Regions from separate parts of the Homo sapiens genome. Here all the other regions are linked to region 1. A link is an interaction called in ENCODE POLR2A ChIA-PET data of the cell type or tissue named here. Cell type or tissue: CD4-positive, alpha-beta T cell. All regions are shown on one strand. Links, peaks and the distances in the headings refer to the core of each region. The heading gives the core; the rest is flanking DNA. Region 1 overlaps EPS15L1 (epidermal growth factor receptor pathway substrate 15 like 1). Region 2 has its middle 58 kb from the start of KLF2-DT. Region 3 overlaps KLF2-DT (KLF2 divergent transcript).

Region 1 (5,633 bases), core at 249-5,248:
ATGCACACTCTGTGCTTACATACGTGTACACACATTTACACACATGTGCACGTATTCTCATATGGGTGCACACACTTGCCGAGCAGTGCCGTATTTGCTGGGCCCTGAGGAGGAGCCATCCCACTCAACAGCTCACAGGTGCAAAGCTTCATTTTCAGTGTTTCATGGAAACCGCCACCCCCGCCTCCCCACGTACCTAAACCCGGCGCTGGGTCTGCTTTTGAACTTTCCCTCAGTTATCACCTCCCATCGTGTCTCCCTCTGCAAGCCTACCCACCCCACCTTGGCTTCTGCTGTTAGTGTACTGTGGGCTTCGAAAGCAGAAAAGAATGCTTGTTAAAAGTAGAACGTTTGATAACGGGAGTTTGGGTGACTTCCTTGGGCCTGGCTTCAGGGTTCAGGCTTTTTAGGGAGCTGTTGCACAATTTGAGACCCAGGGGGTCCTGGGCTCCTTTACTCGTGGCACAGGCCACTGCATCTTTGTTCTGCTGTGGTTGATGGTTGCTGTGCCACTCGGTGCTCTGCAGAAATATATTAACATTGATGGGCCCTTAGGAAGTGCTTGAACAGTTCTTATCTCACTAGGTCCCAGCAAGACCCGTGAGGGAGACAGGCCAGGCCATGCCCATTTCCTGGAAGAGGAAAGGCGGGGAGGGAGGTCATGGGGGCTCCCCAAGGTCACACAGCAAGGTGGCAGCAGGGCCAGGTCTACACCCAGTGACCTGCCTCCTGCCCCAAGACAGGAGTAACGAGAACCAAGCCATGAGCTTCAGAACATTCTCTAAAACAGCCAATGCACGCGCAGCATTTTAAGTCCGGAGCAACTGCAGATCTGTGTGGAGGCCTAAATATTTCTCATTTGATTCTTTTACCCAGAAGCAATGGCTGAACAGAAAAATTCTGCATTGTACTCGCTGCTGGGTGGTAGGTACAGACCGTGTGGTGGTTGCCGTTTGAGCTTGCAGCATTATTTGTGCTGTGATTCCGTACTAACCTCTAACAGTCCAAACACTGAGTTGACCCAGTGGTTGACCTTTGGTGAGTCACATGTTGGGGAGAAGTGTTTGGCTCTTTGGGGAATTGCAAAGGAAGATGCTTGCCCTACCCTTGCTCTCTGGTCAAGGGAATCAGAGCCGGGCTCTGTACAATTCCCTTCCCGGTTCCTGGCCACACGGCACAGACCCACGTGCAGCCCAGGAGGCCTCTGGTTATGGGCAAGAGCGGTCAGCAGATGAGTGTCGGGTGAAGTCGTGCTCAGAAAGTTCGCCAGGAAGACACAAGGCAGATCTCTTGTTTTCTTGGCTTCTTTAAGACAGAAGATAGTGAAGCTAATCTGTGAATTTTTTTTTTTTTTTTTAAGCATAAAGTCCAACGTTTTCAAACTGCTGGACTTTATGTTTTCTTAAAACAAACAAACAAACCAAAAAAAGCCTTTCTGCCTTTCTTGCTACCCCAGGCTTTTTCTGCTCAGGGAGACCACACGGCCAGCACACAGTGACGGCCGCCTTCCCCTGGCCACCCCAGGGCTTCCCAGATGCTGGGGCTTTGCGCGAGATGCGTGGGTCCCAGCGTGGCTGAGTGAGGAGGAAGGTGAAATGCGACCCCCTGTGAGCCTGGCGGTCGAGCCTTGAGCTGGTGGAGATAGACAGACTGACAAAAAGTCTGAAGGACCCATAGGCTGTCCAGTGGGCAGTCTTAAACATGCACACAGCGTTGACACCTGCACTCATGGAAATCACAATGAAGGAACAAGCTTTTCTGTCATCTCTCCGCCTGGCACATGGAACATGTCTGATGTCCCATGCTCCCATCCAGGGTTTGTCCATCCCAGGGCACCCAGAGGTTTCTAGAACCCTGCTAGGCCTCTGTGCCAGGAAATGGCTGATGTGTGAGGCCAGGACAGGAGAACTGAGGCCGCTTCCTTCTGTCCTCTGGGCAGCCAATTCTGCTAGAATCCAGGGGACTGCTTGATCAGGCTGGTTTCTGGACATTGGAGGAAAGGGAGGCCCCGGGTGGGTCACTTAACCTCCCTGAGCCTCAGTTTTCCTGCCTGACCATGGGACCCACTCAGGCCTAGCAGGTGGGTGTGTGGGTGAAGCGCCTTGCACGGTGACGTGCTGTATGTGGTCTGTAGCCCCCATCCCCACCCTGCGGCACAGGGACCGGGACGCAGGCTTCTGCCATATGGGCACCTTTTCCAGGAAAGACAGGCTGGGCAGCTGAGGTGGCTGCACACATTCTGGGAGTCATTAATTGGGCCCTTTTCTCCCTGTGAGGTCACAGTTTAGTGGAAATCTTTTCCGTTAAAAAAAGCGTGCAGGGAGTTGAACTTCAAAGAGGGCTCCAGCGTCCTCTGTGGGTCATCGCTCATACAGGACCAAATGTGAGTTTGGGTCTGAGTCACGTGTGGCTTTGGTGCCATCTCTTGTGTTCTAGAGGCTGCAGTTTTCAAATTCCGTGGGAGCTGCTTGTCTTATTTTGTTTAAAGGTCAATTGAGGTGAAATTGACATTTGGTGTGGCTGGCATGCAGTGTGGGTGCACGGGCAGACAGGTGTTGACCTGGACAGTCACAGGTGGACCCCTCCACCTGGGAACCTGCAGAGGTTCCTCGAGGGAGAGTTCCGGTCACAGCGTACAGCTGAGTAGCCCACAGTTGGCCATCTGCCCTCAAGGCCACATACTCAGTTCTGTCTCCATCTAAGCCAGAAAGTGCACTCTGGGGACCACCAAGGGCCATCTCCTGGGGCATGCATGGAGCTTTGGTGTGGGCACTAAGTTCTTCTTGCCTGGAGGTCTTTTCAAGAAAGGTGTATCAAGGTATTAAATAACCAGCAGGTGTCTGTTTTGGGCAGAAGAAACTGGTTTCTTTCAGGCAGATGCAGCACAGACCCGGCAGGCTGCCGAAACCTGTCAGTTAGAGTTAGGTTAAAGTTAGCCGTGGCACACACCTCCCCCAGGTAAACAATGGTATATTTTCTGCAACGGACCGGAGATCAAGATCAGTCAGAGCTCACCGCTGAAGAGTTTCTAGGTAAAAGTTGTTGATTTGCAAAGAGAGAAACAGATTTTTTTTTTAAGTGCAGGAAACGGCTGTGTGGGTGTCAGTGATTGGGCCTCAGCCCTGCTGCGATAGTGGGATCCTGCGACCGGCCCCACCCTTGCCACTTCCTGCCAGCGCGGCCCTGCGTTGCGGTTCCTGCCTGCAGCGCCCGGTGACACCAGCCAGCGCAGTTCTACCGCTAACCAGCCAGTCACCTTTAACCTCTCCCCAATTTAATGATTATTTTATTACTGCTAATGACCTTTTCACCTCCTAAACAAAGCCGCATAGGTGATGGTGATGAGCATGTCTTTTCGCCCCCTCCCCACAGTTGCACTAACGAACAGCTTTTACCTAAGTTTAACCAGCGGCTGTCCTGTTTGATTTGAGCAGCTCTCTCAACAAAAGAAGAAGACAAAAGTCATTCTTCCCCTTGCAAACAAGCCCCTCCCGTACCTGTGTGTGGCATCCACCCAGGGTGGCCGTGAGTTCTTGACCTCCCTGCCGGGGGTGCCACACAGGATGCAGCCACCGAGGAAGCCCTGAGGTCCTAAGTGCTGCCAGCTCTCCCACTTCTCTGAAATGCCAGGCCAACATCGAAACCAGGGCTCAGTGACCTCTCCCCATCATGTGCCCATGTGGGTCCCAAAACCTTTTGTTGATTGCACAAGATCCACTTTAAAAATGGCATCTCCATTTGAACCCTGCGGTTAGCACCTCAGCCTTGAACTTAACTACTTCAATTTCGTTCCCACGATGATCTCAGAGAGATAATCCGGTGGGTACATGTGAAATTCTACAATGGGACAAGTGGTTCCACCATCTCAAGGGGCCTGGAAAATTCTGGCACTTGCCTGCCAGCCAGGATGGGGAGGGGGTCCCAAGGAGCCTAAAACGGCCAACCAGGTGGAGTCCCTCTTTCCTGCCCACGCCCCCCATCCCCCAGCACTGCTGTGTTCAAGGAAGCTTCAGAGCTTCCGTCTGAGCCCTCTGGAAGGTCTGTCTTAGGGCTGGGTGGGACCTGCTGACGGTGCCAAGGAACGGTCCCACTCTGAGAGGGAGGAATGTCAGCCTTGTATGTTTAAACTGACTGCAGGCAGATTGCCGTTTGGAGCACTTTCTGTTCTGTAAAGACCACTGAGTTTGAAAATAGAAGCATTTGCCTTCCTGGGCACACTGTACCCAGAGGCGGATCCAGGGAGTGTCGTGTGACTCGATTATCATCTGGTGTTCAGTGGGGTGCAAATGCTGAGGCCTGGGGGGCTGCAGGGTGGGGTGCAGGCCTAGAGTGGCTGGGCTCCCACCCCAGCATCTGAGTATAGGTGTGAACAGACGGGAGCCATCGCCCTGGGGACATCGGGTGTACCTGCCTCCAGGACACCTCAACCCCTTGCTTGGCACCTGAGGGAGGTGAGGGCTGGGGCAGACGCCTCAGAAGGGGGCTCTGGGTGCAGCTCTGGGCACCGCCTCCCTGCTTTTCTGGCGGGGTGAACATGGCCCCTCATCTTTCATCTCTCCTATTCAAAGCCCTGAGTCAGCGCGCCCCTTGCCTGCCACTGCTAACTGCAAAATATCACATGCACTCGGGCAATGGGGAATCTGGCCATAAAGAGAGCAAAAGTGTCCCCCACCATGGGAGCTCCTGGTGGGCTCTGCGCCTCACTTGCTCCCCTCCCAGGGGCTCTTTTGGGTCCTTTCATGCACGACCCCTAACCAGCTTTCAGACTCGCTGCACGGCGTTCTCAGGGATCTTGTTACATGTGGGCAAGGCGCCTTCCTACCCTTTGCAGAGGTGGCGTCTGCGACATTGGCACACTCCGTAGGGAGGAACAAAGCTGGGCCCCCTTGCCCTGTCAGGGCTCCCCGTGCCTGGCTCATGCATAGATAGCATCTCTCCCTGGAAATCCCCCCAGAGGATGGGGCTGACACCCAGGGGTGTTCACGCAGGGTATGTCAAAGGTGCCCGCCAGAGAACAAATGCGAATTTTCAAAGAAGCCAGAATTGTGACACCTGCCAGTCTGTATTATTTTTGTCATGAAGACTGGCTTGTGATTTGTAAATTCATTTCCAAATCACATACCCCACCCTACACACACACACACACACACACACACACACACTTTTTTTTCTTCCAGGGCTGGTGCAGCCCTTGCCTGGCAGGTTTTATGTAAATGTCATGGGAGCCTTTTGTGGTGACCTCTAGAAAATTGTTATTTCTCACTTCAAATGATATTTGCCTTTTGAGGACCCCAAGGCACAGCACCTTTTCCCCACTTTCTTCTTTTAATGGCAAGATGAGGCCACAGCCATTGGGTTCAACAGCCCCCTGCCCACCTCACACACCTCACAGGGCAGGAAAACACAGCGGCCAGCAGTGGCTCGTAGTAAATATTTGTTCAGCTTTTCTCAACAGTTCAGAACCAAACCTCATCCTGTTCCCTTCAATGCATGAAGCAGATTTTCTCAAAATTCGGTAAATATTTTTAGTGGAAAATCTCAACGCTGCGATCGCAGGGACCTCAGATTCTTATCTCCCGGGGCTGTGCTGCTTGACACAGCTTTGATCTAAGGCAGAGTGCGCGCGGGGCTGG
Region 2 (5,633 bases), core at 398-5,397, 110 kb after region 1:
CGGATAAACTAAGGCTCACTTCTTGAAGGAGCTCCAGAGAGTCAATGGCTAAGCTGGGCTCCGATCCTGGCTTTTGGAGGAGGGTCCTCTCCCAGTCCTGCCTACATGGGCAGCTCACGAGGAAGCCAGGTGGGTAGGGGGATGCAGGCAAGGCGGACGAGGGAGCCGGGGAAGCCAGGCGCCAGGCAGACGGGCTGGTGGGTGGGCGGAGGAAGTGGCTTAGCAGGTAGACAGGTAGCAAAGGCGCAGAAACCCCAGTGTGGGCGGGTGGGGGGCCCAGCTCCTGTTGCCACATCTGAGGGGCAGCCCCTGGCACCTTTCCTGCTGGGAGAAGCGGAGGAGCAGCTGGGTGGTTGCGGCTCCCAGCAGGAGCTCACCTGGTCATGGCTTAGGTGACAAGGAGCTCAGTACCTACCTCCTTCAGCCGCTGCCCAAAATGCCTTCTATCCAGAGGTTCAGAGCTGCCTCCTGGGTTTCCCGGTGCTAAAGTGAAAAAGGCCTTCTTGATCTTCTTTTGTCTGTTTTGTTTTTTAACAGTTTTGTTGAGATATAATGCATCGACCACACAATTCACTCATTTAAAGTGTCCAGCTCAGCCGGGCGTGGTGGCTCATGCCTGTAATCCCAGCACTTTGGGAGGTTGAGGCGGGAGGATCCCTTGAGGCCAGGAGTTCAAGACCAGCCTGGGCAACACAGTGAGACCCCATCTCTATAAAAAAAAAAAAAAAAAAGCAAGCAAGCAAGCAAGCAAGAAAATTAGCCAGACATGGTGGTGCACCCCTGTAGTCCCAGCTACTCAGGAGGCTGAGGTGGGAGGATTGCTTGAGCCTGGAAGGTTGAGACTGCGGTGAACTGAGATTGCACCACTGCACTACAGCCTGGGTGACAAAGTGAGACCCTGTCTCAAAATAATAATAATAATAATAATAACAAAGATTCCAATTCAATGGGTTTTAGGGTATTCACAGAGTTCTGCAACCATCACCACTCCATTTGGGAACATTTTATTTTATTATTTATTTATTTATTTATTTTTGGCATGGTGTCTCTCTCTGTCGCCCAGGCTGGAGTGCATTGGTGCAATCTTGGCCCACTGCAGCCTCTGCCTCCCAGGTTCAAGCAATCCTCCTGCCTCAGCCTCCCAAGTAGCTGGGATTACAGGCATGTGCCACCATGTCCAGCTAATTTTTGTAATTTTAGTAGAGACATGGTTTAGCCATGTTGGCCAGGCTGGTCTCGAACTCCTGGCCTCAAGTGATCCACCTGCCTCGGCCTCCCAAAGTGCTGGGATTACAGGTGTGAGCCACCGTGCCCGGCCTGTTTGAGAACATTTTAATCACCTCAAAAGGAAACCCCTTCCCCTTTAGCTATCAACCTCCATCCTGTTCCCATCCCAGCCCCCAGCCTTAAGCAACTACTAATCAGCTTTCTGGCTCTACGCATTCCCTGGCATTGCCAGGCCCTCCTCCTCCCATCCAACCTGCTTGTGGCTTCTCCCCAGCGTCCCCTCCTGAATGGTGTCACTGAATCCTCACACCATCCCCATTTCACAGATGAGAAAACTGAAGCTGGGAGTAGAACCAGGATTCAAACTTCACCCTGGCTCTTAACCTCCCCACTCCCCAGCTTAAACCCTGCCAAATCCCTATTGCTCTTCAGATAAGCCCCAGCTCATTAATTAACCTGACTTTGCCAGAAGCTCTTTTTTTTTTTTTTTTTTTTTTACTTTTTTGAGACAGGGTCTGGCTCTGTCACCCAGGCTGGAGTGCAGTGGTGTGATCCTGGCTCACTGTAACCTCCACCTCTCAAGGTCAAGTGCAAACAATTCTCCCACCTCAGCCTCCCAAGTAGCTGAGACTATAGGCACGCACCCTGCCTGGCTAATTTTTTTTTTTTCTTTGTAGAGATGGGGTTTCGCCATGTTGGCCAGGCTGGTCTTGAACTTCTGGACTCAAGCGATCCTCCCACCTCAGCCTCCCAAAGTGCTGGGATTATAGGCATGAGCCCCTGCCCCCAGCCTGTCACAAGGTTCTTATCTCCAAACCTCTGCCCATGCAGGTTCTTCCACCTGCAATGCCTACCCCATCTTCTGCAACTAACCCTCCCTCGCTCCCTTCCAGCATCCCTTCCTCCAGGAAGTCTTCCCAGAAGCCCCTCGACCCAGCCCTGCTTCCCCCCTCCCCAATGCCCTGACCCCTGGGCTGCAAGACCGGGATACATCAAATGGAGAATCTCTGAAAACAAGGCCCGTAAACAAGTTGTCGGGCGCCTTGAAGGCCCTTATCAGCAGGGATCGCGATGAGGGGGCCTGATAAACAAGCTGCTTTGTGCCAAGCACCCTGCGATGACATGGCTGGCTCTTCTGAGAAGTGCACGGAGGGGCCCCGAAACCACCGCGTCCCGCCACTGATAGCAGATAACAGCACCCTAAGTTGTGGTTTTTTAAGACACCAAACTGGTGGCACCAGGTCAGGAGAGCAGGGTGAGAACAAAACAGTATCAGGACCCGGCTGCGGTCAGGGGCAGAGGACAGTGCGTGTGTGCTTGGGGGAAGGAAATTGGGGACCCCAAAGCTGCTCAGAGGGATGTGGGGGCCCCCAGGGCTGGACAATAGACCTGGTGGGTTGTTATGATGCGCCGCGGGGCTTTTTCTGTCCATTTCACAGATAGGGAAACTGAGGCCTCGTTGGTCCCTGTGCCCCTCCCTAGGTCTGGCCTGGGCGAGTGGGTGTCCGTTGCCAGATGGATCCTAAACACCCTTTATTTCATAGACGGGGGCTGGGGGTATTGAAGTGAGCCCCTGTCAGGCCTGGAGTTACTGGGGAGCTTGCAGAAAGCTCAGGTTTCCCTGTCCAGGTTGGTGGCCTCTTTGTATCACAGTCAAGTCACCATGAAGCAACAGCACGTCGTGGGCAGCACGGTCTTTGTGGCTGGCAGGAGGTGGCCAGGGACTCAGTCCCTGGGGCGGCCAACTCAGTTCTGCCTTACAGGAGACAGAGCCTCCACGCAGTTCCCAAATGCATCCATGCTGTTCCATGCAGTTTCACACTGTTCCATCTTCCACAGGAAGGTCTGCAAAGACCTGAATTCCTTGCACCCTGGGGTCTCCATTTGAAGGCCTGAAGCACCAAAGGTAGGGCTGACTCTGTGGTATGTCCCTCTTCTTTCAATAAATATTTTTAGAGCAGTGGTGGAGAACGGAGCCCTGTCCCAGGTTTGAAATAAAACCCAAACCTGGCCGGGCACAGTGGCTCACACCTGTAATCCCAGCACTTTGGGAGGACGAGGTGGGCGGATGACTTGAGGCTGGGAGTTCGAGACTAGCCTGGCCAACATGGTGAAGCCTTATCTTTACTAAAAATACAAAAATTAGCCAGGCATGGTGGCTCGCACCTGTAATCCCAGCTATTCAGGAGGCTGAGGCAGGAGAATTGCTTGAACCCGGGAGGTGGAGGTTACAGTGAGCTGAGATTGCACCACTGCACTCCAGCCTGGGTGACAGAGCCAGACTCCATCTCAGAGACAGACAAACAACAAAACAAGACAAAACACAAACCTCTCACTGAGGCCCTCAAGGCTCTGTGGTCTGGCCCCGGCCACCCTGTGACCCCATCTCCTCCTGCACACCAGCCTCCCCAACACACCAGCCTCCCCACAGTTCCATGATCACACCAGGCATGGTCCTGCCTCAGGGTCTTGGCACTGTCTGTTCCCTCTGCTGCAAATGCTGTTCCCTTCAGCCACTCCTTTATCTCCTGCTGGTCTCAGCTTAAATGTCACCTCCTCAGAGAGAACCTCCTTGACCTTCTCGGCTAAAATGACCCTCCGGGTCCCACCTACCATGTCATGACCTATTTTTCTCCATCACAAAGATTTCACTCAATGTTATTTTGCCCACTTCATGGCTGTCCAAAACAGGCGAATCCAAAGACAGAAAGCAGATTTGTGGTTGTCAGGGTTCTGGGGAGGGGGATAAGTGACTGCTTCTCAGTCACTTCTGAGGTGGCCAACTCAGTTGGAGACGGGGTTTCCCTTTGAGGGGATAAAATGTTCTGAAATTAGGTATAGGTGATGGTTGTACAACCTCATGAGTGTGCCCCAAACCCACTGAATCATATACTTTAAAGCAAATGGTGAATTTTGTGTTGTGTGAATTTTATTTCAATTTTTTAAAAAGTTGGCCGGGCGTGGTGGCTCATGCCTGTAATCCCAGCACTTTGGGAGGCCAAAGATAGTGCATTGCCTGAGGTGAGGAGTTCGAGACCAGCCTGGCCAACATGGTGAAACCCCATCTCTACTAAAAATAAGAAAATTATCTGGGCGTGGTGGCAGGCGCCTGTAATCCCAGCTACTCAGGAGGCTAAGACAGGAGAATCACCTAAACCTGGGAGGCAGAGGCTGCCCTGAGCCGAGATCACACCATTGCACTCCAGCCTGGGTAAGGAGAGTGAAATTCCGTCTCAAAATAAATAAATAAATAAAATAAAAATTTAAAAATTCAACCCAGGTGCAGTGGCTCACGTCTGTATTCCCAACACTTTGGGAAGCCGAGGCAGGAGGATCGCTTGAGCCCAGGAGTTCAAGACCAGCCTGGGCAACAGTGTGACCCCGTCTCTACAAAAAATGTAAAAGTTAGCTGGGTGTGGTGGTGCATGCCTGTAGTCCCAGCTAGCTACTCGGGAGGCTGAGGTGGGAGGATCACTGGAGCACAGGAGGTCAAGTCTGTACTGAGCCATGATGAACCTGCTGCACTCCAGCCTGGGTGACAGAGTAAAATCCTGTCTGAAAAAAATCAAAATAAAATGGTGAATTTATGTTGTGTGAATTTTATCTCAATTTTTTTTTAAAAGTCAGAGCTAGCAGCCAGGCACGGTGGCTCACACCTGTAATCCCAGCACTTTGGGAGTCTGAGGCAGGCAGATCACTTGAGGCCAGGAGTTCAAGACCAGCCTGGCCAATGTGGTGAAATCCCATCCCTACTAAAAATATAAAAATTAGCCGGGCGAAGTGGGGGGGCACCTATAATGCCAGCTACTTGGAAGGCTGAGGCAGGAGAGTCTCTTGAGCCTGGGAGGCGGAGGTTGCAGTGAGCCGAGATCATGCCACTGCACTCCAGTCTGGCGACAGAGCAAGACTCCGTCTTAAAAAAAAAAAAAAAAAGTCAGATCTAGCTGCTGGGATCATTCCTGCTTCAGGGCAGGGGGTTTGGGGGTCTACATGAGCCGTTCCTGCTCCCTGTTCCTCTAGCCCAGCAACCAGGATTTGGGGCCTCCGGTGCGCAGAGCAAGTCCTAAGCGCTGTGGGTGCTGGAAGCCGGCTTGGCAAACGGGAGCGGGGGTCAGGGAGGCCTATGTCCAGCAGCCGTGCCCAGGTGGCAGCAACTCAGGCCAGAGTGGGTTAAAGGGGAAGTGGATCTTTTCATGGTCCCCAGGTTTCTGGATTTGCATCGACCACTTTTACATAAAAATCTTTCCAGGCTGTGCCCAGCGGGCCCTGAAGCCGGCCGTGGGGTCGGGGGCTGGGTGGGCAGCTTCTGCGGGAGGTTTCTGCAACACAGGGTGCCCCTCGCTGGTTCCTGTTTTGGGGGAATGTTATCACCATTGGCTTCTTAGAAAGAGCTGGAGGTGGGGGAG
Region 3 (5,633 bases), core at 190-5,189, 88 kb after region 1:
GGCGCCCTTCAGGGGAGCTGGCACTGCGGGCTCAGATTTCTGGAGAGCAAATATGTCTTTCATTTCCCTGAGCCCCACCGGGGCTCTGCCCTAACGGCAGAAGAACACGCCTCCCTGGAAGGGAACAGGATCTTGTTTTGGGGGGCAGGGAGCCCCAGCGCCCCTGTGAACAGCAGGAAGCCAGCCATCGGCACCTAGGACAGTCCCCAGCATGCCTGGAGCAGCCCCTGGTATAAAGCCAGTCGGGAAGCTTTCTTTCCTGTTCAGTTTGGTGAAAGCCCTTGTGTAAGGTTGGTGCAAACGTAATTGCTTAAAAGTCATGGCAAAAACCGCAATTACGTTTGCACCAACCTATCAAAGTGATGCTCTCTCTTCCTTAGATGTTTAGGGGAAATTTACCAGGGACGCCATCCAGACCTGGAGTTTTCTTTGTAGAAAGGCTTTTGTTTGTTTAGAGACAGGGTTTCACTCTGTCGCCCAGGCTGGAGTGCAGTGGCACAATCATAGCTCACTGCAGCCTTGACCTCCTAGGCTCAAGTAATCCTCCCACCTCAGCCTCCCAAGTAGCTGGGACTGGTTGATGGAATTCCACCTCCTGCGACTTTGGAACAAAAGCCCCCTATGAAGTGAAAGCCACCATTGAAACCCACCATGTCTGGCTAATTTTAAAATGTTTTTGTAGAGATGGGGTCTCACTGTGTTGCCCAGGCTGGTCTCAAACTCCCGAGGTTAAGTGAGTCTCCTACCTCAGTCTCCCAAAGTGCTGAGATTATAGGCACAAGCCACCAAGCCCAGCTAATTTTTATATTTTTTGTAGAGATGGGATCTTGCTATGTTGCCTAGGCTAGTCTTGAACTCCTGGCCTCATGTGATCCTCCTGCCTTGGGCTCTCAAAGTGCTGGGATTACAGGCACCCACCACAATGCCTGGCCTGTAGGAAGTTCTTTTTACAACAATGTTGATTTATCCCATAGACACAGGGATATTCGGGTGATCTATTTCTCCTCCTCCTCCTTCTCCTCCTTCTTCCTCCTCCTCCTCCTCCTTCTTCCTCCTCCTCTTCTTCTTTCTACTTTCTTCTTCCTCTTATTCCTCCTCTTCCTCCCCTTCCCCTTCTCTTTCTTCTTCCTCTTATTCCTCCTCTTCTTCCCCTTCCCCTTCTCTTTCTTCTTCTTTCTTTTCTGTTTTTTTGAGACAGAGTCTCACTCTGTTGTCCAGGCTGGAGTACAATGGCACGATCTCAGCTCACTGCAACCTCCACCTCCGGGGTTCAAGCAATTCTCCTGCCGCAGCCTCCTGAGTAGCTGGGATTACAGTGGCCGCCACCATGGCCAGCTAATTTTTGTTGTTTAGTAAAGACGGGGTTTCACCATGTTGGCCAGCCTGGTCTCAAACTCCTGACCTCAGGTGATCCGCCTGCCTCGGCCTCCCAAAGTGCTGGGATTACAGCACGAGCCATCGCGCCCGGCCGATCTATTTGTTCTTAAGTAAGCTTTGGTAATTTGTGTCTTTCAAGGAATGTGTCCATTTCATCCCTGTCACTGAATATTTTGGCATCGAGATGTTTATAACATGTCCTTGTGATCCTTTTTGTATGTGTTGAATCTGTTGTGGGGTCACCTAGGCTTGGAAGCCTCAAACCCTGGCATTGACCCCAGACACAGGCTTTTGCTCTTCTTGCTGTCTGGGCAGCTGTTCCGATGGCAATGACAACTCTAAAAATCTGCTTGTGGCCAGGCGCAGTGGCTCATGTCTGTAATCCCAGGACTTTGGGAGGCCGAGATGGGGGGATCTCTTGAGCCCAGGAGTTCGAGACCAGCCAGGGCAATATAGTGATACCTTGTCTTAACTGAAATTCAAAAGAAAACTAGCCAGGCGTGGTGGCGTGCATCTGTGGTCCCAGATACTTGGGAGGCTGAGGAGGGAGGATCACTTGAGCCTGGGAGGTTGAGGCTGCAGAGAGCCGTGATCTTGCCACTGCACTCCAGCCTGGGTGACAGAGTGAGACCCTGTCTCAAAACAAAACAAAACAAAACAAAACAAAATCTGCTTATGAAAGGGCAGACATCCATTTCCCAGGTCACACCCTCCTAACTCCCAAAGCTTAACTTCTGTGTTTAGTGCTTACAACAGCATAGGAGCTATTGTTAGTTCCATTCTACAGATGGAGAAACTGAGTCCCAGCGTTAGGTGGCAGAGCCGGGATTTGAACCCTGGCTGCCAGCGCCCCCCAGCCTGGGTGCGCTACATCGTCACTGCCAGGCACAGCCAAAATCACGGCCCAACCTATCTGGGTGGCGGCGGGGGGCAGGGATTCCTCTACCCTGACAGCAGCTTGAGGTTACGTTCTTTGCTGGAGAAAAGCGTTTTGAAACAGAAACGCCCACGGTGTCCCTGACGCTGAGTTGTGGAAGTGAGGCCGACTTGGGGCTCTGAACTTGGCTGGTGTCTTCCCCAGCCAGGGGCCCAGAGGCGGGGGTTTGGCCTTCCCGAGGCCCCAAACCACCTGCTCGGCCCTGCGTCCAGCCGGCCGGCGCCCGAGTGAGCGAACAAGGGGACCCTCCGCTGTCTTTATATACCGGAGTTATTTTTAACCATCGCCTCCCAGAACATTACGGAGCTTCCTCTCTCCAACACGCAGGAAACCCTACTTGGCTGTGCTTCCTGCTAACACGAGGCCCTGCGATTGCTGAGAACAACAGCCCCGAGACTGCGCGGCTCCGGGGGGAAAAAAACCTGGCCCCCTTTCAAGCCTTGACAGAAAACCTTTCAGAGCCCTGAACTCCCACCAGCCCGAGGACGGCTCCGATAGCTCTGACAAATGAGCCGGGACTGTGCCCAGGGCTCCCAGGCTGGGAGGGGACCCCGGCTCCCTTGTTCCTTCCTAAGGTCGGAAAAAAAAGCGCGTGTCCCTTCCTCCACCACAGAGGAACAGAGAAGTGTTTGCATTGGTGGATTTTTAAATACTTGTTTATTTTTATTAAAGTGCAATTCACATGAAATTAACCATTTTTAAAGTAGTGGCATTTTATACATGCAGTGTTGTGCAACCGCCACCTCTACTTAGTTCCAGAATATTTTCATCACCTTAAAGGGATACCCTGTCCCCATTACCAGTCACTTCCCATTTCTCCACCCCCAGTCCCTGGCAAACACCAATCTGTTTTCTGGCCCTATGGATTTGCCTCTGTGGGCATCTCACATAGATAGGATTGTACAATATGTGGCCTTTTATGTCTGGTTTCTTTTACTCTAGGTAATATTTTCTTTTTTTTTTTAATTTCTTTTTTCTTTTCTTTCTTTTTTTTTTTTTTTGAGACAGAGTTTCACTCTTCTTGCCTAGGCTGCAGTGCAATGGCACGATCTCGGCTCACTGCAGCCTTGACCTCTGGGGTTCAAGCGATCCTCCTGCCTCAGCCCTGCACCATGTGCCACCATGCCCAACTAATTTTCCTATTTTTAGTACAGACAGGGTTTCACCATGTTGGCCAGGCTGATCTGGAACTCCTGACCTCAGGTGATCCACCTGCCTCGGCCTCCCAAAGTGCTGGGATTACAGGCATAAGCCACCGCACCCGGCCCAACTTCCAGTTTCTTCTTTCTGCCCACTCCCTCTCCACGTGGCTCATCAAAGTGTGGAGTTTGTTTCATGGTGGTTACAGCACAACCCCTCCCCATCCACCTGTGCATCCACTCATTCGTTCCTTTAAACATTTATTCAATCAATCCTTCCCCATCCCTGGGGCGCCTGGCACTTGGCCTGCTGCTGCCACCTAGACCCCAGGCTCATCGTCGCTAGAGCAACCCCACCTCCCTTCCTGGAGCAGGTGCGTCCTCACCCAGATTTGCCTTATTAGCAAATCCCCTGTGATTCTGGGTTCCACCCGGCCCTCGGTCTGGGTCTCACACACTTTTGGTCCAAGTGCCAACCTGTTTGGGTTGCTCTGTGATTAGCAGATGATGACCCCAAGGTCCCATCTAGCCCACCACCTGTGTTTCGGCTTTCAAGCTCGGAATGTTTTATTTATCTTTTAAAACTGTGATAAAATATACATAACAGACAGGGCACAGTGGCTCACACCTGCAATTCCAGCACTTTGGGAGGCTGAGACGAGCGGATCATTTGAGGCCAGGAGTTCAAGACCAGCCTGGACAACACGATGAAACTCTGTTTCTACTAAAAATACAAAAATTAGCTGGGTGTGGTGGCAGGTGTCTGTAATCCCAGCTACTCGGGAGGTTGAGGCAGTAGTATCACTTGAAGCCGGGAGGCAGAGTTGCAGTGAGCTGAGATTGCGCCACTGCACTCCAGCCTGGGTGACAAAGACTCAGACTCAAAAAAAAAAGTATATATATACACACACACACATACACACACACACACACACATACACACACACATACACACACACATATATACACAGATACACACACAAACACACACACACATATATATATGTATACACATAACAGAAAATTGACCATTTTAACCATTTAAAAAAATAGATGGCGTCTCTCTTTGTCATCTAGGCTGGAGTGCAGTGGCACAATCATAGTTCACTACAGCCTCAACCTCCTGGGCCCAAGCCACCCTCCTGCCTCAGCCTCCCGAGTAGCTGGGACCACAGGTGTGCACCACCATGACTGCCTAATTCTTTTTCTTTTCATAGAGATGGGGTCTCCCTATGTTGCCTGGGCTGGCCTTTTTACATTTTATAAAATTTGGGAGAATATTAAAAGAAAAATATTTTGTGACATGTGAAAGCTCTAGGAAATTCAAATTTTGGTGTCCATAAATAAAGTTAATGGCACATGCCTGTGCCCATTTGTCACATCTCATCTTAAGGCTGCTTTGGGGACACAAAGGCAGAGTTCAGTGGTTGCAACACAGACCTTATGGCTTGCAAAGCCCGCTCTTTGCAGGAACACTTTGCCCAGCCTGCAATTCCTCCTCGTTTCACCAGCCCCCTCCAACTCTGCCGAGCCACCTTCATCTTGCCCGGGGAATCAACCCGAGCCATCTACTTTCTCCCCTGGCCCAACAGCTCATTCTCCACCCGTCAGCCAGAGGGACCTTCTGAAACATCACGGGATCGAGGGAGAGGCCTCAGGATATGGCCTCTGGGACATCACCTTCTGTCACTCCTTTCCCTCGGCCCCAGCCCAGGGGCCTATTGTCACTGTTCCTCAGACCCACTGGGTCTTTCTGGACTCACATGTGTGTGTCCACTGAACCCCCACGCTGGGCCTGCAAACTTTACTCGGGGTGGCACGTTCAGATCCCAGCTCAGATGTCACAACTGCAGAGAGGCCACCCTTGGAAGATGCTTCTCTTAGTTCAAGATTTCTGAGCCACATGTCAGTAGGGATACATGCCTCCCTCCCCACTGCACCCATCCATGACAACCAAAAATATCCCAGACATTGTGAGAACCAGGGCAGTACTCACCTTGTTTTTATAAAAGCAGCTTAATATTTAATAAATTAATTAATTTAATTAATATTAATAATTTTATTTTTTGAGACGGAGTTTTGCTCTTGTTGCCCAGGCTGGAGTGCAATAGTGCAATCTCAGCTTACTGCAACCTCCGTCTCCCCGGTTCAAGCCATTCTCTTGCCTCAGCCTCCAGAGT

What was found. ChIA-PET counts read pairs that join two places held together with the same protein. Peaks named below come from ENCODE experiments on the same cell type or tissue, not always from the same donor. Only the 100,000 strongest peaks of a DNase experiment are listed, where the experiment ranks them.
Region 2: POLR2A ChIA-PET joins it to region 1 with 21 read pairs; 14 of 35 experiments call an interaction of 5 or more read pairs at or near these places.
Region 3: POLR2A ChIA-PET joins it to region 1 with 13 read pairs; 10 of 35 experiments call an interaction of 5 or more read pairs at or near these places.

Annotation. Positions count from the first base shown.
Region 1 is chr19:16,369,206-16,374,838 of GRCh38, reverse strand. The region is part of intron 22 of EPS15L1 (epidermal growth factor receptor pathway substrate 15 like 1); the gene reads left to right. Among named protein-coding and RNA genes, the nearest start is that of KLF2, 47 kb to the right of the region's middle. RefSeq lists enhancers at 2,737-2,806, 2,947-3,116. In CD4-positive, alpha-beta T cell, for the core only: no CTCF peak of the experiment used is centred there; DNase peaks (open chromatin) are centred at 2,408, 3,128, 4,088 and 4,948; H3K4me3 peaks cover 3,403 bases; H3K27ac peaks cover 4,963 bases.
Region 2 is chr19:16,263,473-16,269,105 of GRCh38, reverse strand. No RefSeq gene overlaps it. Among named protein-coding and RNA genes, the nearest start is that of KLF2-DT, 58 kb to the left of the region's middle. In CD4-positive, alpha-beta T cell, for the core only: no CTCF peak of the experiment used is centred there; a DNase peak (open chromatin) is centred at 2,345; H3K4me3 peaks cover 306 bases; H3K27ac peaks cover 594 bases.
Region 3 is chr19:16,280,730-16,286,362 of GRCh38, reverse strand. KLF2-DT (KLF2 divergent transcript) reads left to right here. Exons shown (of 2, transcript NR_186323.1): 2 at 2,642-3,004. Among named protein-coding and RNA genes, the nearest start is that of KLF2-DT, 41 kb to the left of the region's middle. In CD4-positive, alpha-beta T cell, for the core only: no CTCF peak of the experiment used is centred there; DNase peaks (open chromatin) are centred at 342 and 2,372; H3K4me3 peaks cover 1,001 bases; H3K27ac peaks cover 1,059 bases.